3 separate regions of the Homo sapiens genome follow, and all the other regions are linked to region 3. Evidence: read pairs that join two places in POLR2A ChIA-PET (ENCODE). Cell type or tissue: PC-9. All regions are shown on one strand. Links, peaks and the distances in the headings refer to the core of each region. The heading gives the core; the rest is flanking DNA. Region 1 overlaps ATG10 (autophagy related 10). Region 2 has its middle 12 kb from the start of ATG10. Region 3 overlaps LOC124901018 (a long non-coding RNA gene).

Region 1 (10,830 bases), core at 1,150-9,149, 200 kb after region 3:
TTGACTGCCCCATTCTGGCTGGGGAGGTGCACAGGCCTATTATATTACTACTGCAGAAGTCACAGTGACATTGTGGCCTTCCTCATATTTCTCTCTTTCTTACCACCCCTTTACTCCTAGGGATAAGCTGGCTCTGAAGAACAAGAGCAACTGTGTTTTTCTTAAAACAAGTTGTTATTAGTAGGAAAATTAACAGGCATTAATGATGAACTCTTCCAGTGAAAGCATTTTTTAACTCTTTTACACCCCTGTGATGGTCCAGCTCTGGAGACTTCACAGAGGCAGGCAGTCTATCAGCTTCTTTCCTTTGCATTAAATATAATTGCGTGCCACTAATACTGTAGGCTAGAAACTAGCATTTATTACCAAATACATCACTAATCTTTCAAATAAAAACACTGGCACATCAGCTATCACATGGATACCGTTTTATAGTCAAATAAAGACTCAAAGCATCAGTGCTACAGTCTGTCTGGGTTTGGAATATTTTTATGCACTGCTGTGAGAAAAGCAGGTGCACTCACACATCTATTTCTAAGATTTGTCTATTTTGTCAGATGATTTGGGTTTAAAATTTCTGCAGATGTCAATTTAAGCCATTTTTGCTATTAGTAGAACAGTTTAGAAGTTAGCTCTTGTAAGTCTCACAGATATATATTTCCTGTGGAATGACTTAAATCCAAAGTTAGCTCAAAATGAAACCCTCCCCCTCTGAATATTGCTGTTTCAGCCTCACAATCTTTTCCAGTCATAGTATCAATACTCCTTTGCAATTTCTTTTGCTGCCCTCTAGCCCTTGGCTTCACCTTCCATTACTGTATTTCCTTGATGAGAGCATGGACCAGGCTCTGAGGTATAGAAAGAAGGAGTCCATAGATTGTGGACTAGGTGGGCCAGCTTTGTCATTGAAGTCTTGAGAGTGCATAATGGGGCCCATCTGTCTATAATAGTCAGTGTCTGTTCACTGATATTGGCATCCTGGTGAGAAGTGTGAGCTAGATTGGTAATTTAGCATTTCATCCTAAAGCGAAAGTTTCTATGAACCAACATCATGTAGACTAATGCCCTTGCTTAACAAAAGAAGTCATCAACTAGTAATTCCATATCCTTTCATACTGTGCTCTGCCACCTCTCCACTGCCCCAATCCTTTTTTTGTAAAATCATCTGATCAAATAATATCTCCTGTCTTTCAATTACTTTCATATTATTATATTTATTTTTCTTAAATTACCTACAAGGAAATGTCTTCTCAGTTACCTCAAGGTTAAGGTCAATTAGCTCCATTTGCTTAGTAGTGTGTGCATTGTGAAGCAATAATATATCTAAATTAAGCAAAATTTAATCTCCCATAAAATTATGGTTCGTTATATCTAAAATATCTTTTGTTATATGTTTTGTAGAACAGAGTTTTTAGTCAACCTTGATTTTTTTGTTAAAGAAGGAATTTTCTTTCTTAAGGAAGAATGCTGTCTAAATACAAATTATTGTTATTGTGGATACTAATGACCTTTATTAAAAATTAAATTTTTTTGTATTGAAATTTAAAATTTAAAAACACCTTCCTTTTGCCAGAACCCAAATATTCCTGATAAAGATCAAAGGTCACAGAATTAAATTAAAATGATCCAGTAGTAAAATAGCAAAGTATTTAATAAATTCTTTTCACAATTGCTTAAATTATGTGAAAAGGTTTATCAAAACATCTAGGACCATCTTAAATTACAACACAGTATTTACTCAAAGAAGTCTCAGGAGAAGTCACAATAGATCCATCTGGAAGGATTTCAACCTCCGCAAAAAGATAGCCATGTTTAAAAACGAAACCCAAACTAGAAACACAAATCATTTTCCTCATTTAATTTTTAAATATATTTAAGTCATTTTCCATTGTATTATAGGTATTAAAAGTAATGGCAGAAACAGCAATTACTTTTGCACTGGCCTAATAGCTCAATTTTAATAATCAAAGATGCTAGCCATTAGGGTACAAATAATGGGCATATTTCTACTCTAGTAGAATGTTTTTAACTATTGTTTGTATTGGTCAAAAAACCAAAGCAATATTGTAAAATTGGGGTGTCATTTACCGTACCCCAAAAGCAATGTGTCTGAAAGAAATAATTCACTATGGTGTGTGCTTCAGAGGGATCTGGAATATGGAGCTTGAAAACTAGAAGGAAGAGAATGGACATCTTAAAACTATTTTAACAACAACAAAAAACGAGCAATAAACATGACATTTTAAAAAAAGGATAGACTGTAACTCCTAAGGAAATCTTGTTTCCCCCTGTGACGTTGAGTCTGTATTCTGCTGCAGTCTTAACCATCTCATTCAACAGTGGCCGCTTGACCATCTCATTCAACAGTGCCCAAGACAGTCATTTTTCAGCCAAGGCTCTCAAAAGCTAAAGCCAGGTAAAGGTGTTAGGTACTTTTAATTTAGATTAATTAATCAATTTTGATACATAGGAATGAAACATTTAAGTCTTTCCTTAAGTTTATTATTTTAATACCTAAAGAGATAGACTATATGGCAATAGTGAACTTAATTATTTAATTGAACTTAGCTTTAAACATTTTATTGTTAATATTGTTGTTGGGTTTTTTTTTTTTTTTTTTTTTGAGACTGAGTCTCGCTCTGTCACTCAGGCTGGGGTACAGTGGTGCTATCTCAGCTCACTGCAACCTCCGCCTCCTGGGTTCAAGCAGTTCTCTGCCTCAGCCTCCCGAGTAGCTGGGATTGCAGGCGCCCACCACCACGCCCTGCTAATTTTTGTTTTTTTAGTAGAGATGCGGTTTCACCATCTTGGCCAGGCTGGTCTTGAACTCCTGACCTCGTGATTCACCCGCCTCGGGCCTCCCAAAGTGCTGGGATTACAGGCGTGAGCCACTGTGCCTGGCCATGTTGGTTTTAACTACCACTGCAAACAAAGGGGTTATCGTTTATAGACTTCCATACTTGATTTGACTTGGAAGACAAAACCATTAGCTAAATGGGACTGGTAAAGAATTTTCAGGTCATTCAGAATTGACTAAGATTTGGAGAAACAGTCATAGCTGCTGGAACAATGTGAGTTCACAAGTGCTGCTGAATAGATAGTTCTTTAAGTGATCCACAACAAGTCAGCCTGACCCAATTACATGGGTCTTTGTCCAACTCACCCACAACATTTAGACTTGTTGGCAGCATTGAAGTAAAATAGAAATATGAACTTTATAAGATCAATAAAATGGCATTACATCTTGAATTTAATTTAGATTTAACCAGGGACTTGAACTGACATGAACCATGAACCAAAAGCTAGACAAAACTGTACTAATTTGCCAATCTTTCTTTTCCTACCAAAAGGAAGAGAAAAAGCTATCAGAGTGGTTCACACTGCAACCTCACCTAGATTTATATTTTCTCAGATTATTCATTGTAAAAGATACTAGATATTTGTCAGCCAAACTTGAATATAATATTTAGTTGGAAAAAACTTTACCTCTATAAAGGAAAGAATGGATGTGGTTTGTCCCTATTTCATGGTAGCCTGATAAATTTTTAAAAAGTACATCGATTGGATAAAAGATTGATAAACATATTGAATAATTAAAAGGAATGATAATTTAATTATTGAATAATTTTAGTTATGATGTAACTTAAGGGATATTGGTATAATTATTGAGAAAATATTTACTTTATCTTTTAATCAGAAATAAATACATTAATATATGTATATTTAAATATTTCTGTATATTATTTTTTAATCAATAGAATTACATTTATAGACACATAGAACTCTTATAGTGACTGAACCTACAGGAAATGAATAGTGACAATGAAGGTAATATCCAATGTTTGGCATTGTGTATATTAGACTGCACCTTTTGTTCAGAAAATAGTTACATAGCTCTTTTAAAGTCAATAATAATAATCATAAACAAGATAATCCCATCAGCACAAGTCAGTCTTACTCTGTATATTAATTTAGCATAGTATTACACTTAATGAATTATCATTAATCATAAATATGTTTTTACATGTGCATATTTAAGGTCTTTAACATTTGCAGTCTTGGTTTTTCTGAAGGCCTAAGCTAAAAGACATTCATTTCAAATCTGAAAAGCAGCATAATCAGTCTTCTGAACCTACTGCAATCAATATCTATGCAAATGGGGTGGTTATGGAATTTACACTGCTTTGTCAATCAATCACTAGTCAAGTTCCCACCTTACACTCAATGTACTAATAGATTTTTTTTTCTTTTTAAAGAGACAGTGATTTCTGATTTCTTTCTTTCTTTTTCTGTGTTTTTTTTTTTTTTTTTTTTTTTTTTGAGCTGGAGTCTCGCTCTGTTGCCCAGGCTGGAGTGCAGTGGTGTGATCTCGGCTTACTGTAACCTCTGCCTCTTGGGTTCAAGCAATTCTCCTGCTTCAGACTCCTGAGTAGCTGGGATTACAGGTGCCTGCCACCACACCCAGCTAATTTTTGTATTTTTAGTAGGGAGGGTTTCACCATGTTGGCCAGGCTGGTCTCGAACTCGTGATCTCAGGTGATCCACCTGCCTCGGCCTCCCAAAGTGCTGGGATTATAGGCGTGAGCCACCGCACCTGGCCCAGTGATTTCTTTTTTCTAAGTATTTGTTATATAAATGGGTGGTGGTGTTTTGACTGCCTCCCCATCCCCACGTTTTCCCTGCATACGTACCCATCTTCACTGTGTCAGCTCATACTGCCAGTCTCTCTCTAGGTGGTAGTAGTTGGGGAAGGTGGCTTCCTGAGCTCCACCTGCTGGGCTTCCCATGGCCCAGTAGTTGGCCCCTGAATTCTTAGAAAGAGAAAAAGATCTTTGGGAATTCAGAGGTGGTTGAACTAGCATCCCCAGAGCATTCATCATTTGCTTCTTGCCCACTAGGAGAGAGATCTTCAGTGTAGATCTGGGCAAAAGAAGGGCTCTGTCTTTTGCCTTGATCATCACCTAAAGTTCTATACTTATGTTAAAGAGAAAAAAGACTGAAATATACAAGGCAGGGAAAGTCTGGTGTAACAGCACTTCCAATACACAAAACAAAACAAGAACTAGTTTTTTTTTTTTTTTTTTTTTTGGCTGCCTGTAACCACAGCATGAGTCTTCAGTCTAGAGGACTGTTGAAGAGGCTAATGCATAAGGCTGTCTTGGTATGGGGTAAAAAAGGAAGTTAATAATTCCCCTGTTCTTTGAACTGGTCAGATTACATCTGGTGGATTGCATTGAGCTGTATTCTGAAACATTTAAGAAGGATTCTGAGTAGCTTCAACCTGTATAGAAGAGGATGACTCAGATGGTGAGGAAGCTGAAAATGTTATTTTTAAAGTAGAGAGGTTATAGGTAAAATGTGTTGTTGCTTTTCAAATATTAAAAACTTATCCATAGTCTCAGTATGTGAGTTAGGAATTAAGTTCCTAATTAAGTTGTGGATAACAAGAATATACACATAAGGGTTGTTCTCTTATATAAACAGAGTCTGGAGATAGTAAAGCAGCTCCATAAAGTCACTGAGTACTCCGACTCTGATATCCTTCATGTATGATTATTTCCATCCTCAAGATCACCTTGTGGTAAGTTGCTCAGACTCTTGCAATCACATCCTTTTTCCAGACAGCAGGCAGAAGGGTGGGTTTGGTGTGGAGGAAGGGCACGCCTTCTCTTTTTAAAGAAGGCTTTCCAGAATTCCCTTTCTACTCATCTTTTTTGGCCACAACTTGGTCTTGTGGCCATACCTGGCTGCTATGAAGGCTGGAAATGTAGTTTTCTAGCTAGGTGTATTGCCCAGGATTCTATTATTAGGGAAGAAGGAGGACAATGGATATTGAGAGGCAAATAGCTTGGTATAGCATGTCTAAACTCAGAAGGCAGAATGGATCAGTAGGTAGAAGTTAAAAAGAGTTACATTTTACTAAATATAGAGAAGAATTTCCTAATAGTTTCATCTGCCCCAAATTCAATGTGCTTTTTTAGAGGTACTGATGTCACTGTTGTTGAACATTCAAAAGCAGCTGGTAAATTGCTTATCAGGGAAGTTTTAGGAAGAGACCTGATATGTAGTTTTTTCCAATACTATGTGCCAAGACTATTTCAATATACCTATGCAGAAGCCATGCTGAGTTTTAGTTTGATTAACTATTCTTATAAGAGGTTTCGATAAAATAAGATTTCTGTTTACTACAATCAATAATGACAAATGTTCCGTAAAGTGAACACTTAGTACACAAGTCTTGTTTTCATATTGTGCAGATGCCAGCATATTCTTTTAATGGAAGGCACTGTTGAAATAAGATTCTGTGGACACATACTGACTTCACACACTTAGCAGTCTTTCTGATACATAAAGTTCTGTGCCTTATGACTTTTATTATAGAATAATTTGTTACAGGAAAGATTTGATCAGTTGACTCAAATTTCACTCAGTATAGCTGTGACATAGATACATTTTAAGATTTGTGGCACATGAAATGTATAGCCTCAGTCTTACTTTGTGGTAGATTTTTATTTTCCTGAGGTGTTTCAATTATATATGTTTCTTCAGAAAATAGTAAGATGTTGGTGTGGTATGTATTTTGGATTTGTATTCACAGTCCTCTAATTAAGAGATCTAGACATATTAGAGTTATGACTTTTTAAATTTTAGGCTATTGTGTCCTTCCCTGCCTCATGAGTCTGTAGTAAGTAGACTGAAAGTACTCCAGTACATACATCTAGGTCTGTGCTCATTCTTACTGACACAGATAATATTAAGTAAACACAATAGTTATTGAATGTCTACTCCAATAGAAACAGAAGGAGAAAATCTATTGTTTGCCAAATTAGAAAAATGCCATAGATAAAAGAAACATCATTTTCAAGATTCCAAACAGGTAAACCAAGTATCAGTAAGAACACAATGGCAAACACTGTTGAGTTGGGCTCTTTTAAAGACTTAAATAACTCTTCCAATACATAAAAAGACCAGCCACACATAAATTGGACTATATATATTTTCAAGGCATGCTTTTGACCATCCTTCTCACAGTGTTTTTAGCTGATACCCTAACTTTCTAATACTTATTCAACCATTTACAGTTCAGCTGTGCTTTGTGTAAACCACTGTTGGATCCTAGCTGGTTAATCCTCCTCTTCATTGGCATCCAAGCCTCATTTTCACCCAATTTTAATGCTTGTAGTTTGAGGAATCCTAACTTGATCCTCAGATGAAATGGTTAACTAATATAATATGCACTGTGTTGAACTGAATTGAGTTATGTTTTCTAAAGATGACAATTTATTTTTTTTAGGGTGGAGATTAGTTTAAAAAAAGGGGACTTGATTATTTGTCTTTTTCCTTCCATCTTCCCAACTCATCCCTAAGGAAAAAAAGGGCCAACTTTCTTCTACCACTTTTTATTTCTAAAACTTTGCACAAATAACTCATCTGGAGCTCAGGTTGTTTGTTTGTAGACAGGGACAATAATACCTATTATGTAAGGGTTATGACAAATTAAATTTAATAAATATGTTTTGATCTTTTTCTGTGTTCTTGGTCTAGTAAAATGTAAAATAATTTATTTGTAAAGCTTTTATGACAGTATCTGATACACATTGATCAAAAATTGTTGATTTCTTTTGTATTCTAAAATGAAGTCCTAACATAGCAGGGACCCCATTAAGCCAAAAGTCCTAGCCCTTTATTCCATGGACATCTAAGTTTAGCATCTCCTTGCTGTGCTTGCAGTTTTGGGATTCACTCTTACATAAACCTGTGTGCCCCTCTATCTCTTTTTCTACCACTTACCTGGGGCTTGTTAACAGGTCTATTTCTTGTCTTACCTCCTGCCTGCTGCTTCCCACTTGTCCTGTTTCCCCTGCCCCCAGGGACTTAAGAAACCCATACTCAGTTATGAATGTATGCCTTGGGTGGGTTTCCTTTAGAAACCCATACTCAGTTATGAATGTATGCCTTGGGTGGGTTTCCTTTAGAAACCCATACTCAGTTATGAATGTATGCCTTGGGTGGGCTTCAGTGGTTCTCCACAGCTTCTGCCTACAAGTGTTTTAAAAAGCTTGGTGGGTGTTCACAAAGTGATCCCACTCGTGCAACCAATTCCCAGATGAAGAAACAGGACTTTACCAGCACTCAGGACTCTCTCTTGACATTTTCAGTTACTACCTGCCCCCAACAGTCACTACAGATTGACTTGTTACACTACAATTTATTTTTCCTCTTTCTTCTTAACCTTAGATAAATATATCATACATATTCTTTCATGTCTGTCTTCTTTTGTTTGTAAAATTCATCAGAGTTGCATGTAGTTATTTGCTCATTCTGCTTGTTGTATCTAGTTCCACTGTTCAAATATACCATGTTTTGTTTATACATTCTACAAAATGATAGATGTTTATGTTCCTTCCATTTTTTGGCTATTATGAAAAGTACTGGTATGAACATTCTTATATATCTTTTTTGGCGAACATCTGTACATATTTCTCTTGTGTTATACCTGAGAGTGGAATTAATGGGTCCTTGTGTATGCATATGTCTACCTTTAATAGATTCTGCCCAACCGTTTTCTAAGGTAATTGTAATAATTTATGTTCCCACTTGCCAAATAGTTCTGAAAGAGTTTGTTATCTTTCCATAGGGTGAATGAAGTAGGTGAACTCCATACTGGAATTTTCTCATCTTCTCTCTTGAAAATTAACTGTCAGTTTTTAGGTCATGCTAAAATACTTTTTTTTTTCAGTTTTAGATGAAATTTTGTGCAATTATAAGTTATTAATATAAAAAATTGATACAACTAATTTGTTTTTCTGAACACTATTCAAACAACTGATTTAACATCCGATTTTATAGGTAAATTAAGTAGTAATGTTAACTGACCAGATTCTGTACTGGTTTTGGTTGTCATATTGGGATTAGCTGAAGGCAAGAGAAAGAGCAGAGAGTTACAATAATTTAAAACTCAATAGTTTTTTCTTAAACACCATTATTTAATTAAATTATCTGTCCAGCAAGGATCTGATAAATAATACCTTTAGAGACCTACTGATTTAAGGGGGAGACAACTTAAGCTTTATTGTTAAACCTATATATGAGATTATATTGAATTGTCATATACAAGGTCTTTTGTTATTATTTTCCAGGGGAAAAACATCTAGAATATAAAGTTATATTCATTTAAATGTATTTTTGTTTCAAAGTGTCTAGTATTTGTTGATGTTATAGGTGTTTTGAAATAAATGTAACATAGTTGAATTGGTTTTGTGATCAGTTTATGCTGCATCCATCTAGAAATCACTGAGTTATTGTGGCGAACACCTAACAATGTCAGTGTTTGATGTTACCACACACTTGCACATAATGACGTCAACAAAGCGGGAGCCTGGTTAATGGCTTTCTTCTCTACAGAACTTGTTCAGTAATTTGCTGTACTGGTATTGGTTAATAGGGTAAATTGATTACTGTAAGGAATGCAAAAAGCATAGATTTTATTGGATACTACTGTTTCCTTTTTGCAATAAACCACATCGTAAATTTCCTGTGTTCATTCATCATTGGGTTTATATTATGTTAAATGAAAATGAATCACATTTTCTGAATATTTTTTTCCACACTTCAAAATGTCTTTTTAGATATTGTCTGCCAGCTAATTTACAGCTCTGAAACCTTGTTGTATCATTTGGAATAGAGCATTTGATAATTTAAAGTGGAATGAATCATTGTTTGATGAAGAATTGCTGTTAAATCTTTTGGGATGTAAGAATTTCTTTGCTGCAGTCATATATGTAACTGTATATTTCAGTGAGAATGCCCTCTGAACATTAGAGGACATATTCATGAATTGAAATTCCAAAAACAAATCTAATGATTTGACAGCTCTGCTCAAAAACAGAAGCTCAGCATTTTAGAGGTTGCCATTTACTGAATGAGTCAGAGGGAGTCTGGGAATACCCTTCTGTACTCTGACTCTTTTCTCCCCACTCCTTTGTGCCTGGCTGCCATTGTCCTATGGCACCCACCTAACAGAGTGGCACCCAGTCACCAGCCAGGCTTTGATTTTGTCAGTTGCAGAGGCTAACAGTCAAGAATCTCGGCACAAGAATGCCAATAGTAGCTTACTGCAGTGGCTAAACCCTTGTTCTTGTTCACATGGAGATTTCTTAAGGAAAAAATGATTTCCAAGCTATGCAGAATGGACTAAAAATACAATTTTGACTTTCAAATACCTGATTTCAATAACAATTTTTAGTGTCTAAAAATTAAGAATAGAATTAATTTTGTTATACATTGTTTGAAAGTAACTATAATCAAATCAAATATATTGACTATTTTTCCTATTTGGCTTCTTCTGACTAAACTGTTGCATTTAATATTACAAGACTTCATTTTTATGGATAATCAAGAATGTGCATGAAACCTTAATTTCCAGCATAGAGGGTAATTGCTCAGTAATCATTTACTTTCTTTAAAACATAACTGCATTTAACTAAGAAAGTAAGAAAAAGAGCTATTTTTAAAAATGGCATTGAAATGGTGTATAAGATCAAACAGCGTATGAAAAATATACCCACCTTGGTGTTATTTTACCATCTTTTACCTCAGTAACTTAAAGTGGACCTTTCTAGTTCACTTGTTTAGTCACGGGATCATAGCAGCTTGCTCATCTCTAGTGGTATGAAGCCGTATTTGAGAGGTTGGGCAATAGAGCCCTACAGTGTTATGTGATTTGCTCAGTAACAGAGGTAGCTCCAGCATGCACACCTCTGAACTGCATGAATCCACTGCCTTTTCCACTTGCCTGTGGTTTACCATTGTTCTTTGTTTCATTTACCA
Region 2 (10,830 bases), core at 1,978-9,977, 55 kb after region 3:
TCCCGCTTTTCTGGGGAAGGGGCAAGTACTCCAACCTCGTATCTGTGTGCCCCAATCCCTTATTTCCACTCCCCGACCTCTTATATCTCTGCACCCCAATCCCTTATTTCCACGCCACAACCTCTTATATCTCTGCGCTCCGATCCCTTATTTCCACACCCCAACCTCTTATATCTCTGCACCCCGATCCCTTATTTCCCCACCCCAACCTCGTATCTCTGCGCCCCGACCCCTTCTCTGCTTTTCTGGAGGGCAAGAACCCTCCCACCCCTTCTCCGTGTCTCTACTCTTTTCTCTGGGCTTGCCTCCTTCACTATGGGCAAGCTTCCACCTTCCATTCCTCCTTCTTCTCCCTTAGCCTGTGTTCTTAAGAACTTAAAACTTCTTCAACTCTCACCTGACCTAAAATCTAAGCGTCTTATTTTCTTCTTCAATACTGCTTGACCCCAATACAAACTCGACAGTAGTTCCAAATAGCCGGAAAACGGCACTTTCAATTTTTCCATCCTACAAGATCTAAATAATTCTTGTCGTAAAATGGGCAAATGGTCTGAGGTGCCTGACGTCCAGGCATTCTTTTACACATGGGTCCCTCTCTAGTCTCTGTTCCCACTGCAACTCATCCAAAATCTTCCTTCTTTCCCTCTCACCTGTCCCCTCAGCCCCAACCCCAAGCGTTGCTGAGTCTTTCTAATCTTCCTATCTGACCTCTCCCCTCCTCACCAGGCCGAGCTAGGTCTCAATTCTTCCTCAGCCTCTGCTCCCACACTCTATAATCCTTTTATCACCTCCCCTCCTCACATCCGGTCCGGCCTACAGTTTCGTTCCGTGACTAGCCCTCCCCCACCTGCCCAGCAATTTCCTCTTAAAAAGGTGGCTGGAGCTAAAGGCATAGTCAAGGTTAATGCTCCTTTTTCTTTATCCGACCTCTCCCAAATCAGTTAGCGTTTAGACTCTTTTTCATCAAATATAAAAAACCCAGCCCAGTTCATGGCTCGTTCGACAGCAACCCTGAGACGCTTTACAGCCCTAGACCCTAAAAGGTCAAAAGGTCGTCTTATTCTGAAAATACATTTTATTACCCAATCTGCTCCTGACATTAAATAAAACTCCAAAAATTAAATTCCGGCCCTCAAACCCCACAACAGGATTTAATTAACCTTGCCTTCAAGGTGTACAATAATAGAAAAAAGTTGCAATTCCTTGCCTCCACTGTGAGACAAACCCCAGCCACATCTCCAGCACACAAGAACTTCCAAACGCCTGAACCGCAGCAGCCAGGCGTTCCTCCAGAACCTCCTCCCCCAGGAGCTTGCTACAAGTGCCAGAAATCTGGCCACCAGGCCAAGGAATGCCTGCAGCCCAGGATTCCTCCTAAGCCACGTCCCATCTGTGCGGGACCCCACTGGAAATCAGACTGTCCAACTTACCTGGCAGCCACTCCCAGAGCCCCTGGAACTCTGGCCCAAAGCTCTCTGACTCCTTCCCAGATCTTCTTGGCTTAGCGGCTGAAGACTGATGCTGCCCGATCACCTCGGAAGCCCTCTAGACCATCACGCACGCCGAGCTTCGGGTAACTCTCACAGTGGAGGGTAAGTCCGTCCCCTTCTTAATCAATGCGGAGGCTACTCACTCCACATTACCTTATTTTCAAGGGCCTGTTTCCTTTGCTTCCGTAACTGTTGTGCGTATTGACGGCCAGGCTTCTAAACCTCTTAAAACTCCCCAACTCTGGTGCCAACTTACATATACTATTATAAGTACTCCTTTTTAGTTATCCCCACCTGCCCCATTCCCTTATCAGGCCGAGACACTTTAACTAAATTATCTGCTTCCCTGACTATTCCTGGATTACAGCTACATCTCATTGCTGCCCTTCTTCCCAATCCAAAGCCTCCTTTGCGTCCTCCTCTTGTATTCCCCCACCTTAACCCACAAGTATAAGAAACCTCTACTCCCTCCTTGGTGACCGATCATGCACCCCTTACCATCTCATTAAAACCTAATCACCCTTACCCTGCTCAATGCCAATATCCCATCCCACAGCATGCTTTGAAAGGATTAAAGCCTGTTACCACTCGCCTGCTACAGCATGGCCTTTTAAAGCCTATAAACTCTCCTTACAATTCCCCCATTTTACCTGTCCTAAAACCAGACAAGACTGGCAGGTTAGTTTAGGATCTGCACCTTATCAACCAAATTGTTTTGCCTATCCACCCCATGGTGCCAAACCCACATACTCTCCTATCCTCAATACCTCCCTCCACAATCCATTATTCTGTTCTGGATCTCAAACATGCTTTCTTTACTATTCCTTTGCACCTGTCATCCCAGCCTCTCTTCACTTTCACTTGGACTGACCCTGACACCCATCAGGCTCAGCAGCTTACCTGGGCTGTGCTGCCACAAGATTTCAAGGACAGCCCTCATTACTTCAGCCAAGTTCTTTCTCAAGTATCCCCCTCCAAAGCTCAAATTTCTTCTCCATCCGTTACCTACCTCGGCATAATTCTTCATAAAAACACACGTGCTCTCCCTGTCGATCTTGTCCGACTGATCTCTCAAACCCCAACCCCTTCTACAAAACAACAACTGCTTTCCTTCCTAGGCATAGTTAGATACTTTCGCCTTTGGATACCTGGTTTCACCATCCTAACAAAACCATTATATAAACTCACAAAAGGAAACCTAGCTGACCCCGTAGATCCTAAATACTTTCCCCACTCCTCTTTCCGTTCCTTGAAGACAGCTTTAGAGACTGCCCCCACTCTAGCTCTCCCTGATTCATCCCAACCCTTTTCATTACACACAGCCAAAGTGCAGGGCTGTACAGTCAGAATTCTTATACAAGGACCAGGATCGCGTCCTGTAGCCTTTTTGTCCAAACAACTTGACCTTACTGTTTTAGGTTGGCCACCATGTCTCCGAGCAGCGGCTGCTGCTGCCCTAATACTTTCAGAGGCCCTCAAAATCACAAACTATGCTCAACTTACTCTCTATATTTCTCATAACTTCCAAAATCTATTTTCTTCCTCATACCTGATGCATATACTTTCTGCTCCCTGGCTCCTTCAGCTGAACTCACTCTTCGTTAAGTCCCACAATTACCATTGTTCCTGGCCTGGACTTCAATCCGGCCTCCCACATTATTCCTGATACCACACCTGACCCCTATGACTGTATCTCTCTGATACCACACCTGACCCCTATGACTGTATCTCTCTGATCCACCTGACATTCACCCCATTTCCCCATATTTCCTTCTTTCCTGTTCCTCACCCTGATCATGCTTGATTTATTGATGGCAGTTCCACCAGGGCTAATCGCCACACACCAGCAAAGGCAGGCTACGCTATAGTCCAAGCCACTAGCCCACCTCTTAGAACCTCTCATTTTCTTTCCATCGTGGAAATCTATCCTTAAGGAAATAACTTCTCAGTGTTCCATCTGCTATTCTACTACTCCTCAGGGATTATTCAGGCCCCCTCCCTTCCCTACATGTCAAGCTTGAGGATTTGCCCCCACCCAGGACTGGCAAATTAGCTTTACTCAACATGCCCCAAGTCAGATAACTAAAATACCTCTTACTCTAGGTAGACACTTTCACTGGATAGGTACAGTCCTTTCCTACAGGGTCTGAGAAGGCCACCGCAGTCATTTCTTCCCTTCTGTCTGACATAATTCCTCAGTTTAGCCTTCCCACCTCTATAGAGTCTGATAACAGACCAGCCTTTATTAGTCAAATCAGCCAAGCAGCTTTTCAGGCTCTTAGTATTCAGTGAAACCTTTATATCCCTTATGGTCCTCCGTCTTCAGGAAAAGTAGAACGGACTAAAGGTCTTTTAAAAACACACCTCACCAAGCTTAGCCACCAACTTAAAAAGGACTGGACAATACTTTTACCACTTTCCCTTCTCAGAGTCAGACCTGTCCTCAGAATGCTACAGTGTACAGCCCATTTGAGCTCCTGTATAGATGCTCCTTTTTATTAGGCCCCAGTCTCATTCCAGACACCAGACTAACTTAGACTGTGCCCCAAAAAAACTTGTCATCCTTACTATCTTCTGTCTAGTCATACTCCTATTCACCGTTTTCAACTACTCATACATGCCCTGCTCTTGTTTACACTGCCGGTTTACACTGTTTCTCCAAGCCATCACAGCTGATATCTCCTGGTGCTATCCCCAAACTGCCACTCTTAACTCTTGAAGTAAGTAAATAATCTTTGCTGACAGGACTATGTTGAATCTCCTTAGGCACTCTAATTAGATGTCCCAGGTCCTCCCAATTCTTAGACCTTTAATACCTGTTTTTCTCCTTCTCTTATTCCGTTTAGTTTTTCAATTCATACAAAACCGTATCCAGGCCATCACCCATAATTCTAAATGACAAATGTTTCTTCTAACAGTCCCACAATATCACATCTTACCACAAAATCTTCCTTCAGCTTAATCTCTCCCACTCTAGGTTCCCACGCCGCCCCTAATCCTGCTCGAAGCAGCCCTGAGAAACATCGCCCATTATCTCTCCATACCACCCCCAAAAATTTTCACCATCCCAACACTTTACCACTATTTTGTTTTATTTTTCTTATTAATATAAGAAGACAGGAATGTCAGGCCTCTGAGCCCAAGCTAAGCCATCATATCCCCCGTGACCTGCACGTACACATCCAGATGGCTGGTTCCTGCCTTAACTGATGACATTCCACCACAAAAGAAGTGAAAATGTCCTGTTCCTGCCTTAACTGATGACACTGTCTTGTGAAATTCCTTCTCCTGGCTCATCCCGGCTCAAAAGCTCCCCTACTGAGCACCTTGTGACCCCCGCTCTGCCCACCAGAGAACAACCCCCCTTTGACTGTAATTTTCCTTTACCTACCCAAATCCTATAAAACGGCCCCACCCCTATCTCCCTTTGCTGAGTCTCTTTTCGGACTCAGCCCACCTGCACTCAGGTGAAATAAACAGCTTTATTGCTCACACAAAGCCTGTTTGGTGGTCTCTTCACATGGACGCGAGTGAAACTCAGGGTTCCAAAGTGCTGGGATTACAGGTGTGAGCCACTGCATGTCGCCCTTGGTATTATTTTCTACCTTCCTCATCACCATCTTTTTCTTAATCCTCTACATTCATTTAGACTTTTTGGTTCTTGGCTCATTGTCTTTCAACCTCACCCTAAGGCCTCCATGAATGACCCTTCCACTACTTTACTCTCATAGTTCTGTGCCTATTCAATGGTTAGGGCCTTTACTGCCTCTCTATATCGGCAACTCAGCTTGGATTGATCTCTGAGCTTTGTGCCCAACTGGAACAAACTGATATATCTGTAATTTCAACATCAGTCTCCTCCTCTCCAAACATGTCCTCCTATTCTGCTAGTTATCACTCTCTATTTCTTTTTTCTTTTCTTTTTTTTTGAGATGGAGTCTCACTCTGTCGCCAGGCTGGAGTGCAGTGGCGCGATCTTGGCTCACTGCAAACTCTGCCTCCCGAGTTCAAAGGATTCTCCTGCCTCAGCCTCCCAAGTAGCTGGGATTACAGGCGCCTGCCACAATGCCCAGCTAATTTATATATTTTTAGTATAGACGGGGTTTCACCATTTTGGTCAAGCTGGTCTCAAACTCCTGAGCTCAGGCAATCTGCCCACTTCGGCCTCCCAAAGCGCTGGGATTACAGGCGTGAGCCACCACGCCCAGCCTCATCTCCCTTTTATACTCTTTCTCCCAACCAGAATGAGTGGTACTGGGAAAAACAGTCACATAAAATTTAGGAATTAGGACCTCCACAAACAGAGGAATCCAGTCTTAGCTATACTCTCAAATCCTATATATCTGTTCTCAGCTTCTCCTCTTTCAAATCTATTTTAAAAGTTTACTTGTTTTCTAAGCCCCTCTCCTCACTTTTATTTTATTTTTTTAATTTCAATAGGTTTTGGAAGAACAGGTGGTGTTTGGTTACAAGGATAAATTCCGTAGTGGATTTCTGACATTTTGGTGCACCCATCACCCTCTTCCCCACTTTTAGAAAATGGCTGTGCTTGGCCAGGCGCGGTGGCTCACGCCTGTAATCCCAGCACTTTCGGAGGCCAAGGCGGGCGGATTGCCTGACCTCAGGAGTTCGCGACCAGCCTGGGCAACAAGATGAAACCCCATCTCTACTAAAATACAAAAAAATTAGCCAGGCGTGATGGCGGGCCCCGGTAGTCCCAGCTACTTGGGAGGCTGAGGCAGGAGAACTGCTTGAACCTGGGAGGCAGAAGTTGCAGTGAGCCGAGACTGCGCCACTGCACTCCAGCCTGGGCGACAGAGTAAGACTCAGTCTCAAAAAAAAAAAAAAAAAAAAAAAGGAAAATGGCTGTGCTTACTTCCCATGTTACAGAGAAAGTGGAAGCTATCAGAAATGAAGTTTCCTCAATCCTTTCTCTCTGGCATTTCTTTCCTCTCAAACACAAAGCATCTATTTCCAGTACATCTTTCTCCTTTGCCCTTCTTCCAGTTAATACAACTAAGTACTTGGGACTCACCCTGTGTCTCTTCAGGGGCTGTGTTGTCTCAATTATCTCCTCTTTTCTTCTGGTTCTTGTGCTTGGCCTACAAACTGGATCAAAGTCACACCCATTTAAAATGTGAAATACAAAAGTACCCCCCACCCCAACACTCCTTGGCTCTTATTCTTCCCTACCTGCTACCCTTTTTCCTTCTCTTCATAGAAAACTTGAAGTCTCCACTTCCTTGCCACTCTGAACATTTTGTTGTTTTTATTTTATTTTATTTTTTGAGATGGAGTCTTGCTCTGTCAGCCAGGCTGGAGTGCAGTGGCGCGATCTTGGCTCACTGCAACCTCCACCTGCCAGGTTCAAGCTATTCTCCTGCCTCAGCCTCCCGAGTAGTTGGGATTACAGGCACCTGCCACCACACCCGGCAAATTTTTGTATTTTAAGTAGAGACGGGGTTTCACCATATTGGCCAGGATGGTCTCGAACTCCTTACCTCGTGATCTGCCCACCTTGACCCCCCAAAGCCCTGGGATTACAGGTGTGAGCCACTGTGCCAGGGCTACTTATTCTTTTAGAGAGGCATCCGCCATCATAACACCCAAACTGCTTTTGCTAAGGTCGTCAGTGTCTTCTTAATTTCCAAAGCCAATGGTTGCTTCTTAGCACTTATCTTCCTTGATTTTCTTTGCTTTATTTTTGACAGTTAACCACTCTCGGGAAAATTCTCTTCTTGGTTTCTTATGATACTAGTCTTTCCTCATGCCCCTCCTAATTCTAAAAGAATCTTTAGAATTTGAGCATCTTTTCAAATATTGATGTTCCCTAAGATTTCACCCCCAGGTCTCTTCTTCTCTCACTCTATGTACTCTCCCCAGAATAGCCTCTTCTGTGACCAGAACTGCAATCACCTGTAAATCAATGACACCCAAATACAGGGACTGACTTGTTCTGAGGGGGTTAGAATCTAAAGTCAGCGTGAAAGGCAAAAATAAAACCGAGTTAAAATTATCTTTGAAAATCTTTAAAATTTCCTCTAAAATACTGTATACACGATTTTGAATGTATATACTATCAATCAAGAAATCCTACACAGCCAGTTTTCCTCCGCTATTGGAACAGAAGGTTGTTTCTTTAGTTAAACGCCAGATGAAGTTGTTGGCTTGCATTTAGCGGCCATGTTATAAGAAAAATATGTTTTTGTTTTTTGCCAAATGCATATAGTAGAGTTAATATAAGTTAACTAAGCACAGGAGATAACTTCACTGTATATATTTTCAGCTTGACCTCTTCCATGAGCTCTGGACTTATACACTAAACAACTGTCTATTGGATATCTCCTTTTGGATATTCCAATCCAGATTGTTTTAATTATATTTCTGAAAGCTGAAGAAATGAGATACCCACATTCCATTTAGCAAAGGCATTTATTGAAAGGATACAGGGATGTGACATGGGTGCAGCACACAGGCAAAGTGTTTTCATAACATCTTGACTGTTGCCCTTATTCCAGGCAGATGTCCTCTAGCACTGTCCAGCTGCCTATGCCCCAGTCTTCCCGCCTGGGGCCTTAGGCAGCTTCAGATTTGTGGAATCTCTAGGCCGAGCATTACACAAGCCGATAACCTCAGTCTGAATGGCCTTAATGAGACTAATGGAATTCATAAGGATCTGGGAAGGCATTGCAGTTCTTTATTTGTGTCTTTTCAAGTGCTATACTTCACCTATTGGCTGTTACATCACTCTCTGGACCATCTTCATGAGGACCTTATGACCAATTAGCCAAGTGAAATCCCAGCATTTCCCCATTTACCAGACTGAACATCTGACTTTTACACACAGCATGTGTATTATGTATATTAAGAACCAATATCAGAGATAAGTCTGTGAGGTGATGCATGTTACCTCCTCTTTATCACACCCATCAAACAGCATAAAGAATTAAAACCATCATAGTATTAAACAGTTAAACATTACATAAAAAATGTAGCAATACTCCTAACTGTGGGCAGCCTCACTCCAAATTCAGCATTCTGACAGCATGTAATTTTAATGGGATTGGACAGTTTTCATGGTATCCTCTTTCTTCCCTGTCGTTATTCACGTCTCATTGTATGCCTGCTTTGTATATATATATAGAAGGATGTTTCTTTCCATCTTTCTACTATCTATCCCTTCATATTTATACGATCAGCCCCTCATATGAGGAAGACTGAACCACAAAGGGGCATTCTCCATGGCCAACTCTGGACTGCAGAAGGTAGACACTGCCCATCTGGAATGTCCCATTATCATCCTTTGCTGGCATTACATTTTGGCTTTTTTCCCTTTGAAGTTGACCTCTTTTCCTCCATTGTTACTCCCTTTACAGAACAATAGGATACAATTTATACCCAGATGACAATCCTTTCTTTCTGTCCAAACATAGTAAAGATTATAAATAATTTGTTGTCATTTAAAACCACAGATATAAATTTTAATTTTTAAATTGAAGTTAACATTTTTATTATAAAATTTTTATTTTTAGTATTTTATTTCTTTATTTTTAATTTTAATTTTTATTATAAAATCATATCAGTGATAATACATTATTTTGCTTAACTCAAATACCAAAAACATATGAAGAAAAAAAAAAAATCACCCATGATCACCTGAAGTTAGAAGTTCGAGACCAGCCTGGCCAACATGGTAAAACCCCATCTCTATTAAAAATACATAAAATTAGCCAGGCATGTTGGTGGGCACCTCTAATCCCAGCTGCTTGGGAGACTGAGGGATGAGAATTGCCTGAACCTGGGAGGTGGAGGTTGCAGTGAGTTAAGATCCTTCCACTGCACTGTAGCCTGGGCAACAGAGCGAGACTCTGTCTTAAAAAAAAAAAAAAAAAAAAAATCACCCAAGATCTTCCTACCTAGAGGTCACCATGATTAATTTCTGATTATAACCTTTTACTGTTTTTCTACAAGACAATCAATGAGGTAATTCTTTAACACTCTGTTTTGTACCTGGTCATCTTTCCTTGTTAGAAAATACAGATTACACAATCACAGTAACGATTGTTGGTATGATTTCATTGTCTCTAGGTATCAATCCCTTAAATTAAAAAATGTATATATTTTGGTTTCCACAGCCCTGCAAAGCTGGGATTATTACCGATTCCACTTCATAGAAATATAGATCCTGAGGTTCAGAGAAAGTAAGTGACTGCCCAACATTTACATACCATGGAAGCGACAGGACTAAAGCTTGCCCTATGACTTCTTGACTTCAAATTGGTGCCCTTTCCACAGTATGTCTCTTGTCTCACTAATGAGATAATGCAGATGAAGGGGCTGGGCAAGTGCATATTATTGTTATTGCCTCAGGAGGCAACTCCTGATTTGATCTGAATCTAGAGCAGCTTCCTGAATTAAATCTGCCCAGAGGCTCCCAGGTTTGCAGACTAAACTTGTCTTTATGCAAAATATCATTATAACACACTAATATCAACATGCAGTTGAATCCTATAATCATAATTAATTCCTGATTAGTAAACATAGCCACACAACATTTAAGGAAACAGATCATTATTAAACAAGGACATTCAAGCCCTTACTAACAAAAGATGGACCCTGGAGCATGTGCATTGATCTTATCTCATTAACCCTGTGGTATTTTCTTTGCTGGATGGTGAGTGCAAAGTCCAGTACGAAAGAATATCTTGATGCATGGTACCAGGGAGTCTATCCTGGGGCCCAGAATGCACAGTGTGTTTGAACCAAACTTCTGAAGAATTTATGAGATTCTGTAGTTCTTTTACTGTCTAGATTATTTTCCACCAACTGCTTTCCAAATCAGTGAATTATGGATACAGCGTGCTGCAAATATCCTGTTGGACTCTTCTTTTCTGCATTGTCCAAATGTGTTATACATTCTTCTATCACAGTTTGCTATTGATCTACTTTATCATTTACTTCTTCTTGAGCCTTTCACCATCTTTCACCATTCTTCATTCAAGGTCCCTTTGGTCAAGATTTGGCTCATTTTCCCACGCCTGTGCCTACAAAGACCCTGGACTGCCCTTCCCTTCAGTGGTCCTGGACACTTCAGTGAGGATTAGGACTGAAAAGCCACAGGGGTGTAAATTGCCAGGCCATTATTAAAAGATAATTTCAGAAAAGGGTGAAATCATGACTTTCATACAGATATACCAATGAACATGTTTAAAAATTCATTTTACTCATATGAACCAGGCAAAATGGGATAGAACTGGTTTTTCCACTGGAGGGGTGGGGCAGCCAATTCAAATCACTACCAGACAGGATATAATTTACATATTTACCAATAACCTACAAC
Region 3 (10,830 bases), core at 1,404-9,403:
GCATCGATCAAAAATTGGCAAATCAAATTAATGATTTAAGACAGTCTGTTATTTGGCTTGGAGATCGGGTAGTGAGTCTCGAGCATCGCATGCAAATGCAGTGCGATTGGAATACTTCAGATTTCTGCATCACCCCGTATTTCTATAATGAGAATGATCATTCATGGGAAATGGTCAAAAGACACCTTCTGGGTAGGGAAGATAATTTATCACTGGACGTAACTAAATTAAAGAAACAAATTTTTGAAGCCTCTCAAGCTCACTTATCCATTGTGCCTGGAGCTGAGGCGTTAGATCAGGTGGCAGAAAATCTTTATGGATTAAACCCCACGACTTGGATTAAGTCTATTGGGGGCTCCACCGTAGTAAATTTTAGAATTATATTTCTCTGTTTAATCGGCTTGCTTTTAGTGTGCCGGACCAGTCAAAGAATCCTGCGTCAAAATCAAGAGAATGAACAAGCCTTCATCGCCATGGCACATTTATATAAAAAGAAAGGGAGAGAAGTTGGGGGAAGTCAGGGACCCCAAACAGAGGGACTGGCTGAAGCCATGGCAGAAGAACGTGGATTGTGAAGATTTCATGGACATTTATTAGTTCCCCAAATTAATACTTTTATAATTTCTTATGCCTGTCTTTACTGCAATCTCTAAACAAAAATTGTGAAGATTTCATGGACACTTATCACCTCCCCAATCAATACCCTTGTGATTTCCTAGGCCTGTCTTTACTTTAATCTCTTAATCCTGTCATCTTATAAGCTAAGGAGGATGTATGTTGTCTCAGGACCATGTGATAATTGCGTTAACTGCACAAATTGTAGAGCATGTGTGTTTGAACAAATATGAAATCTGGGCACCTTGAAAAAAGAACAGGATAACAGCAATTGTTCAGGGAATAAGAGAGATAACCTTAAACTCTGACCGCCAGTGAGCCGGGCGGAACAGAGCCATATTTCTCTTCTTTCAAAAGCAAATGGGAGAAATATCGCTGAATTCTTTTTCTCAGCAAGGAACATCCCTGGGAAAGAGAAAACACACCTGGGGGTATAGGTCTATAGATGGCCCCCCCGGGTGTGGTCGTCTTTTATGGTCTGTAGACTGTAGGGGTGAAATAGATCCCAGTCTCCCATAGCACTCCCAGGCTTATTAGGAAGAGGAAATTCCCGCCTAATAAATTTTGGTCAGACCGGTTGCTCTCAAAACTCTGTCTCCTGATAAGATGTTATCAATGACAATGGGGCCCGAAACTTCATTAGCAATTTTAATTTCGCCCCGGTCCTGTGGTCCTGTGATCTTGCCCTGCCTCCATTTGCCTTGTGATAGTCTATTACCTTGTAAAGTACGTGATCTTTGTGACTGACACCTTATTCGTACACTCCCTCCCCTTTTGAAAATCCCTAATAAAAACTTGCTGGTTTTGTGGCTTGTGGGGCATCACAGAACCTACGGACATGTGATGTCTCCCCTGGATGACCAGCTTTAAAATTTCTCTCCTTTGTACTCTGTCCCTTTATTTCTCAAATGGGCTGATGCTTAGGGAAAACAGAAAAGAACCTACGTGACTATCGGGGTAGGTTCCCTGATAAGTATTCTTAGCAGAAGGCACAGCAAGAGCAAAGGCCCCCAGAGTGGAATGAACTCGGTTTGTGCGGAGACCTGAGAAGCCCTGGTGGCCAGCACACTTGGAACAAGGGGTGGGGCGGCTATGAGTAGATACGCCGCGGGGTCCTGGAGGGCTCCCAGGAGCACAGGCACGTCCTGGTGCAGAAGAGGCCTGCAGAGGGCTGCAGGCAGGGCAGATATATGTGATTTACACGTCAGGAAGATTCTTTCAGCTGGCTGCTCTGGGAAGGATAAATCAGACGGACAGGAGGGAGGCAGGAAGGCTGGCCAAGTGACCATTTATAGGGGGGACGTTGCATCTAGAGGTGTGGTCTTGGGAGCCAGTAAGCAGGAGTTGGATTCAGAATGGACTTTGGAGGGAGAGCTCACAGGATATACTATTGGATTACATGTAAGGGTGAGAAAAGGAGAGGGTTTTTTGTTATTCCTGATGAAAAATGTATTTCATACTCATTACAGAAAACCTATAAATCTTAGGACAGTGTCATCAGGCTACCTATTTTAATGTGTAAACTTAGCTTTTCCTTGAACAAGAATTCTACCATTACTGTTATTCTTTTGAAGATTTCAATGTGCCTTATGAGAGGTTTGGAGGATTATTGAAGTTTAAAACAACAAAAATTGGAGAGAAAAACCCATTTCACCCTGTTTAATATAGAATTTCCTAATTGCGTTGGATCTTAAAATCTTATTTGCTTATTTATTTTTTTGGATGGCTGTTTTGTATAACATCTATTACCATCCCTATCAATTACTACCAGAAAACATGATCTAATGCTGCATCGGATCTTTCCCCCTTGTTTCTCAATATTTTTCTTACAGGTCAAATTAGATCCGGAAGTTCCAAGCTCAGACTCATTTATGTGGTGCACCAACACAGTTCTCCATGAAAACTTTATGGGGATTTAACCTTGTGTTGGCTTTTATCCCTTTTCTTAACATTCTAAAAGGCAAATGTTGTCTGGTTCTTTGTTTCATAGGTTTTGTTTGTTTGTTTTTACTGTGTTCCTAATCTAGAGCTGTTCTATCTACCAACTATTCTGAAAAAAAGAGGCAGGGAACTTGTATAAAATTATGTTTAAAATTGGTATTGTCTCACAAATGTCTTTCTCTTCATGTAGAAAGTGATAGCCAGAGGATTATGACCTAAGCTGATAGCATTCCACTAGTACAGATAAGGAAAACTGAGTTTTAAAGCCAATAATGCACATCTAAGTGTACAGACAAACTCCTTAATTTAAATCTAAGCTTGTTTACTTAATTTGTAATTTGGGAGCAACAGAAGTGGGTATTTAGTGAGGGCCCAAATATCCCGGAGGGGTAGTAGGACAAATATATATTTTCTTTGTCCTTGTATGACTTGGAATCGTCTAAACTGTCAAGAAAAGAAAAAACAAAAACATATTGTTTTCAATATTTTGGTCAAATGTTGGTAATAATAATAATGAATTCTTTTATGCCCTGGCAGCAATTGGTGCTGTTTATATCATTAAGGTAGACAAAGTGTGCCTTACACTCAGCTTTAAGATTTTAATAAAGGAAAAAATCTGTTGGAAGTGTGGAGTATTATCACACTTAAAGAAGCCAATTAAATTAGTCTCCTGATACAGCCTACTTTATAAACTCATTTATCACACAAGTTAGCTGGGTCTGACCTTTCCACCCCTTCTTGGATAAGGATGGTACCAATTTCTCAGTGGCAAAATTATTGATTTTTTTGACACGGCTTCTTTTCCAGTTTGATTTTCCTTTTCCACATTTCTATTCTTGTGTCATCTCAAGCAGAGACTAGGGTCCCATTTACACATTGGCAAGAAAAATGATGTTTGGGAGGGTATGGGAAGCTATACCTTAATGTCCAAGCTAATTATCCACACCCACACCTCATAAATTAACCAGTTTCAACCCCGTGAGCTCTAATACCATTTTCCTGAATTTTAATACTGATTCCTACATGTTAAATGACAATACATTTGTTGCGTGCAATGTTGACTTAACACGTTTGCTAAGCTATTTGAGATTGTTTCCCTTTATCAACAATTTTTCCTGGTTTGGGAAAGGCATCTCTTTCCAAGGAATAATTAGAAAGTAACTACAGCCTTTTACCAGAGTTGAGAGATTTAAAGAAATTAACTATCTTATTGCAGAAACTTTATCTGAAGTCAGTATTTGTAAAAGATAAAGATTTTCCCAGAAAAATAAGAGGGAAAGGGGTCATAGACGGAAAGGAACTTACATTTATTGTGTACTCATTATAAGCCAGAAACTATGCTGGGAGTTCTATATACACTATCCCCTTTAACACCATGAGATGGTCTTTTATCTGCATTCCGTAGGTAGTGAACTGAAGCTCAGAGAGGCGAGAAACTCATGCAATTAGCTGATGGATGTTTGGCCTGGGCTCTAACACCAAGTCTATTGGACTAAATTCCATTCTCCTTCCTCTCCACTATGCGTTGCTGCTTCTGTTGGCATGATCAATACAGTCTCAACACTCTGAGGGTCGCAGCAACCCAGTGACCACAACTGCTTCAGATCTTCAGAGTTCCCTTGACTTCTTTCTCAGTACTGTTGATGGAATGGCAGGAGACTATTATCTGATGTAACTTGAATCTCTCACTCATGGTCAAAAGTAGGCAGTCTCCTAGTGTGAAGCTGGAACACCAAAAAACTCTGGGTGTTCTCACAAGGACAAGCAAGACTATCACCACTTCCTAACAATGGCGGGCTTTGTTTTTTCTTAGTAGCTGGGCTTTTGTTCTAAGGAAGGACATTATACATTTTCCTCTGTGCTATTCACGCTATTATTGGTAGCCACGTAGGCCAACTGCATGAATCACTGATAGGTTCAATACACTAGTATTCTAGACTATTATTCTTAGTTTTTACAAGACTGTTGGGATGTCTGGTTATCAGAAGCTAAGAAAGAACACTAGGGGTGGCATTCCTCTGCGTATATACACTTTTATAAACATCAATGCTAAGATGACATTCCTCATTTCTCTGGATTATGTTAAAGTTCCCTAAACATAGTCCATTTTTTCTCAGACCAAATTTCAAAGGACTATCAAGTTCTAAAACAAATTTGAAATATGTGTATATTAGGATTGAGAAGTAACAATTAGTCTCAGGGCCAGGCAAAGTGGCTCATATCTGTAATGCCAGCACTTTGGGAGGCCAAGGCGGGTGGATCACCTGAGGTCAGGAGTTTGAACCAGCCTGGCCTACATGGTGAAACCCCATCTCTACTAAAAATACAAAAAATAGCCAGGTTTGGTGGCACATGCACATGCCTGTAATTCCAGCTACTCAGGAGGCTAAGGCAGGAGAATTGCTTGAGCCCAGGAAGCAAAGGTTGCAGTGAGTGGAGATGCACCACTGCATTCCAGCCTGGGCGACAGAGCAGGAAAGAATCCATCTCAAAAAAAAAAAAAAAAAGAAAAAAGAAAGCAGGCAAAAGAATTAGTCTCAGGGTTTTTTGTTTGTTTGTTTTGATAAAATATAATGGCATTTCTCTTACTCCAATTCCTATGATTCACCCAGGTCAGAGTTAAAGTTGTCGGATAGCTTCTTCTAATAGAAGCAAAAAGGGATTCTATTTGAGTAATCAAGTTTATTATTTTCCAACAATTAAGGACATAGGGATGTAAAGAAATCTCAAATTTTAAAACTCACTTTTTTTTCTGACTACTAAGGTAATATCATTTTACTAAAATTTTTAGAAGATACACATAAGAAAAAAGAAAATTAAAATGATCTACTGACTTAATATACCAATAAAATCTTTCCACACCTAAATATAATAATTATTTTTATTTATTTATTTATTTTTTTGAGACAGAGTCTCACTCTGCCACCCAGGCTGGAGTATAGTGGTGCGATCTCGGGTCACTGTAACCTCCACTTTCCGACTCAAGCGATCCTCCTGCCTCAGCCTCCCAAGTAGCTAGGATCACAGGCACGTCTGGCTAACTTTTGTATTTTTAGTAGAGATGGAGTTTCACCACGTTGGCCTGGCTGGTCTCAAAACTGCTGACCTTAGGCGATCTGCCCGCCTCAGCCTCCCAAAGTGCTGGGATTACAGGTGTGAGTCACTGCACCTGGCCAAGATAATCATTATTAACATTTATGTAGACTAGGTGCAGTGGCTCATACCCGTAATCTCAGTGCTTTGGGAGGCCAAGGCGGGAGGATTGCTTGAGGCCAGGAGTTCAAGACCAGCCTGGGCAACATAGAGAGACCCTGTCTCTACAAAAATATTTTAAAATTAGCTGGGCATGGTGGCACGTGCGTGTAGTCCCAGCTATTTGGAAGGCTGAGGCGGAAAGGTAGCTTGAGCCCAGGAGTTTGAGGCTGCAGTGAGTTATGATTGTGCCACTACACTCCAGCCTGAGTGACAGAGCAAAAATCTGTCTCTTAAAAAAAAAAGTTCTTTTCTCTTAGCATTTTAAATAACATTGGTATATTAAGTCAGGAATCTTAATTGCAAGCAACATAATGAGCTGTCACTCCTTTAAGTAGAAAGGAATTTATTGAAGGTATTTGGTAGCTCAGAAATTCACAGGAAAGCCTGGGGAACCGGTGCTGAAAAAGAGTGGCTGTAGGAGTGACAAATGGGAGGTTGATAAGCCATGGCTAGAGGCTGGAGCGTGTGCCGTGGAATGATTCTGGCGTGGCTCCCATGCTGCTGTGATAAAGACCTTTGAAGCCTGCACCTTTGCCACTGCTGGCCTAGACACTGATACTGGCTCTGCCATCCCTCCTGCTTTGGAGACATCATTGCTTTCCCTGATGGGATGTGGTTTCCACTACCCTTTCGTCTGTGGGTCACTGATTCTTAATTCCAAGTCCAGGTGAGTCTGGGCATCTGATCAAGTCCAGGCTCCATGCCTGCCCCAGCTGTAAAGGAGCAGTGAGAGAAAGACTCCTAATTTCTTGCCTCTCTAAAGGTGAGGGGCCTTCACTGTGCATGAAGAAATCACGTGGTGGAAATTCTTCAAACCTGGGAAGGGAGTTCAGATGCTGAGCAGCCAAATCCCACATGATGTTTGCCACAGTGAGCTCATCCAGCTTTATATAGCTCTGCATCCTGCTTTCCCCTCAAACGTTAAATCATGACTATTTTCCTAAAACATAAAGTATTTTTCAAAATTAAGATTTTTGATAACTGTGTAATAAGAGTCTCAACTTGATCAGTAAATAGCATATGTCATATCAATTGTCCTAAATAAGGCTTGAAAATCGTAGGAGTTACAATGGTAGAAGCAGCAACCTCAGCATAGGCATTTGTGAATTCTTTTTCCAGCTTCAGTTAGTGCTCAACAGGGAGGAGGCCACCACCTCTTGAGCTCAAGCCGTCATGTCTTGGGGCACTGCCTAAGATGGCCTAGTTAATCTGAGTGAGGCAGGACAGCCTAGAAGGGCAGGCTCAGGTGCTATCTCTGCCTACTTGGCTGGGGCAGGCAGTGGGGGCACGAACCCAGCTGCAGGAGCTGAAAGGGAGTTCAGTCCAACAGCAAAGGAACTCAATATCTGACCAGGTTGCAGTGCAGTAGAGGCTGTCAGCCTTGGTGCATGATGACTCAGGAAGAATCCAGCACTGTGGACATTCAGGATTGAGAGTTCCAGCTTTTGGCCTGAGGTTTAAGAGCAGCCTAGGGACTAAAATATAAGAACAAGTTGGGCATTAGTTTTAGATGAACTCATATAATAAATGAATTACCAAGACAAGGACAAGAGATACAGCAGGGCTGCAGTTAAAAGATTGGTGAAAGCAGGTTTTGCAAGTCTGGGTATTGGAATTAAGGGACACGCTCTGCTAGCTGCCCAGGAGTGTGATATTGGATTTCAGGCTCAGTTTTTAAAAAGTTGTTCCTGACTGAGGTTTGGCCTGGGAAATTCAATTGTGGGAAGGGTTTGACAGTACAGCTTCAGAAGGAAGGATCCTTCTGAAGGATACCCCCGTGCGGACAGCTTCTGGGGCTGGAGGAAACAAGGCCATGGGAGAAAAGCTATGTTCACCAAGGTAATGCATCTGTGTGTCAGGAAGGCAGGCTGGAAACAATGCGTGCAGGTGCAGAGTGGGCTCGAGGAGCTCTACCTGACGGTGCTGCAGAAAGCTGTCCTCCTCCCTGTCTTGGCTTCTCTGAGGCAGTGGAAAGCTACCTCTTTTGTTCTCTCTGGGATGCCATGAAAAGGTCCGCTTCTCTTGTTCGGTTTGTATATGGTGTTCTGGCCCCTGTGGATTTCTTCAACATAAGAGTTTTCCAATATCCCAGCAACCATTTATAAAAACCACGGCTCAACTCCTTTGCCCTGGAGACTCATCTTTTAGATCATCTGCAACTTGTTGAATGCAGAAGGATCCAGCGAACCCACATAGAGCAAACACCACACATTGAGTTATAGCCCTCAGGTACAATGGAATTAACTGGAATAGAAATTGTCATTCTACTTCATGTAACTTTACGTTTTAATGCCATGGAATTTTAGCCACAGAACGTGTCAGCAGCATGTTTTGCACTGACGAAAAAGAGAGACTACTACGTCGGCCACAGTGTCATTACTCTTCCTTCTGCATAACTACGTCCATGCCAGACGTGTGGCGTCTGCAGAGGACTGGCTGTGAACCCAGCAGACCCACGTTACCATAAATGATCGTCATCATCCCTCAGGAGGCTGCACCACATTTGCCCACAACCATTGGATGGACCTACCTTTTAAAAATAGATGTGTTTTTGCACTCTTGAAACTACTTATTTTCTTACTCTTTGTCACAGCCAGCCTAGTTTAAGCTGATGGTAAAAAGAGGTTTTGGAGGTTTTCCACCACAAGGTTATTTAAAGTTCTTTGAGCTGCCGCCAGACCTTCATTTAGCATTTTAATAAACTTCCTGGGCCAAGGAGTAATTTTCCTGTATTCTCTTTGTCCTCAGCATGAAGTAATAGTACAAAAGAGGGTCATCATTTTTAGGCCAGTCATCTGCATCAATTATAAAATTATCCTCATGAATAACCAGATATAAGGTCTAGGATATAGAAAAAGGGGAGCAGGTTTCTTTCTGTGATTAACATTAAGGGGGGGTCATAGACACATCAAGGATTTAAGAAAGTGCCAACAGAAACATTTTTTACACAGACAGTTAGAAAGGACCTTTTAAAAATTGCACATACAGTCGAGTTATAGCAAGATAACTAGAATTAAATTGCCTAAACATTTGCTTACTTGAGGTGTCCTTATCTGAGCCTCTCTAAAAGCAGAAGTACCAATAGACTCACATGTTTACACAATGATATGGAAATCGACCTCCAAGACTGTTGTACGGATCCCCAGAGAATTTTTTGGAACCCGCATCTCTGGGTGCAGTGTGATGTCACTTTTCACTGTTTCTAGGCATTGGGCCAAAACTCAATTTCAGGAAAATAATTGCAAAAATGTTTAAATAATTTGCATGAGGTTTGTGAAAGCAAAGGAAAGGCTGCCTACTCCATTCCCAAAGGAGATTTCAAGACACAATCAATGTTAGGCCGCAAAACACTGTTTAGACAGAATAATTATCAGCCCTTTCCTTTCTCTTTCATTATTAAACTGAGGCCTATTCCCTCTGAGGGTTTCACCTGGCATATGGAAATACTGTTGTTGCTAAGTCTCCTTTATGGAGGTTCAAATAAGCTAAGTAAATTCAGTTTGCTGAATTGGCTCATTCATGGGCATTATTTGACATGAAGTTGTCTCTATGTCATGATTAACTTTTTTGTTTCTCTTCATGTTATAATCAAGTATGATGGAATTATATAGGATGGCTTCCAACTATGTGGAGAATTATTTGAAAATATATTCCAATGCTGCGTTAATTTCATTAAGTGTTGACTTCTTAAAACTGAACTCAAAGAACCCTAAACAACAAGATCTTTAAAACAATATAGAGAAGGATGCTATGGATTGAGATGGTATTAAGACAGAAGTGAAGCCATGCTTAAATTGCATTAAAGTTATCAATGTTCAAATTACAGTACAGTCGTTTCTTTAGGGGACTACTTAAAGTATTACTAGAATTGAATCAAAGTTATTTTTACAAAGATTCTTGAAGTGGCATTATCTAATTTAAAGAGACCTGGCTCCCTTTCATACTGTATTTTATTGATTTTGATAGCTCAGGAATGGAAACATTGAATAAGTGGCACTGTGAAAGTGCAAACAAATACAATTTCACTTCCCCATCACCACCACTTACCATACTCCCCCTTCATACCACATACCCCACACACACTGCCTGTTCAAACGCATTCTGTGAAACTAGTTTTTCCACTGTCTTTGGGCATAGGCTATCATATATGTGTATATATGTGTATATATATGTACACACACACACACACACACAGCTGACCCTTGAACAACATAGGTTTAAGCCATGTGGGTCCACATGTATGTGGATTTTCTTTTTCCTCTGGCACCCCTGACACAGCCAATCCAACCCCTCCTCTTCCTCTTGCCCCTCAGCCTACTCAACATGAAGACAATAAGAATGAAGACCTTTATGATGATCCACTTTCACTTAATGAATAATAAGCATATTTTCTCTGCCTTGTGATTTTCTGAATATCATTTTCTTTTTTCTAGCTTACTTTGTTGTAAGAATACACAATATATTACCTATACAAAATATATATTAATGGACTGTTTATGTCATCCGTAAGGCTTTTGGTCAACAGTAGGCTATTAGTAGTTAAGTTTTCAGGGAGTCAAAAGTTATATGGACTTTTGACTGCGTTGTTCAAGGGTCAACTGTATATACACACATACACACACAGGTAGATATAGATCTAGATATAGATTCTTAGCTAACAAAATATACTGTGGACACTTAATTATAAAAAGAGACTTATGCCAGTAAGTGTTTAGGTCTATGTAATAGTTAAAACTTGAGACATAGATTTTAAGTTAAAGTGTCTCTTCCTGCTTGGGCATGCAGTGGGAAGTGGAGAGAAGTTGGCTGCTTCTCTCTTTACCCTGCCTTCTCTTCCCTGCCACTCTCTGCAGGGAAGTGACTTCTAACCCATGTAGAGTCAGAAGGTGGGTGAGACTGGTGCTGGCATTCTTCAGATGAGGTGGAGTTTAAGTCTGATTTTTTCTGTCATGAGCATGTCTACATGGGCATGTTTATATATTTCTTTCTTTCTTTCTTTTTCCCTTTCTCTTCTTTCTT

The links. ChIA-PET counts read pairs that join two places held together with the same protein. Peaks named below come from ENCODE experiments on the same cell type or tissue, not always from the same donor. Only the 100,000 strongest peaks of a DNase experiment are listed, where the experiment ranks them.
Region 1: POLR2A ChIA-PET joins it to region 3 with 24 read pairs; 2 of 35 experiments call an interaction of 5 or more read pairs at or near these places.
Region 2: POLR2A ChIA-PET joins it to region 3 with 10 read pairs; 2 of 35 experiments call an interaction of 5 or more read pairs at or near these places.

Annotation. Positions count from the first base shown.
Region 1 is chr5:82,095,707-82,106,536 of GRCh38, forward strand. All of the region lies in intron 3 of ATG10 (autophagy related 10), which reads left to right. Among named protein-coding and RNA genes, the nearest start is that of ATG10, 130 kb to the left of the region's middle. In PC-9, for the core only: no CTCF peak of the experiment used is centred there; no DNase peak of the experiment used is centred there.
Region 2 is chr5:81,954,212-81,965,041 of GRCh38, forward strand. No RefSeq gene overlaps it. Among named protein-coding and RNA genes, the nearest start is that of ATG10, 12 kb to the right of the region's middle. In PC-9, for the core only: no CTCF peak of the experiment used is centred there; no DNase peak of the experiment used is centred there.
Region 3 is chr5:81,900,017-81,910,846 of GRCh38, forward strand. LOC124901018 (a long non-coding RNA gene) reads left to right here. Exons shown (of 6, transcript XR_007058843.1): 6 at 412-1,478. Among named protein-coding and RNA genes, the nearest start is that of ATG10, 67 kb to the right of the region's middle. RefSeq lists enhancers at 983-1,581, 1,582-2,179. In PC-9, for the core only: no CTCF peak of the experiment used is centred there; a DNase peak (open chromatin) is centred at 5,125.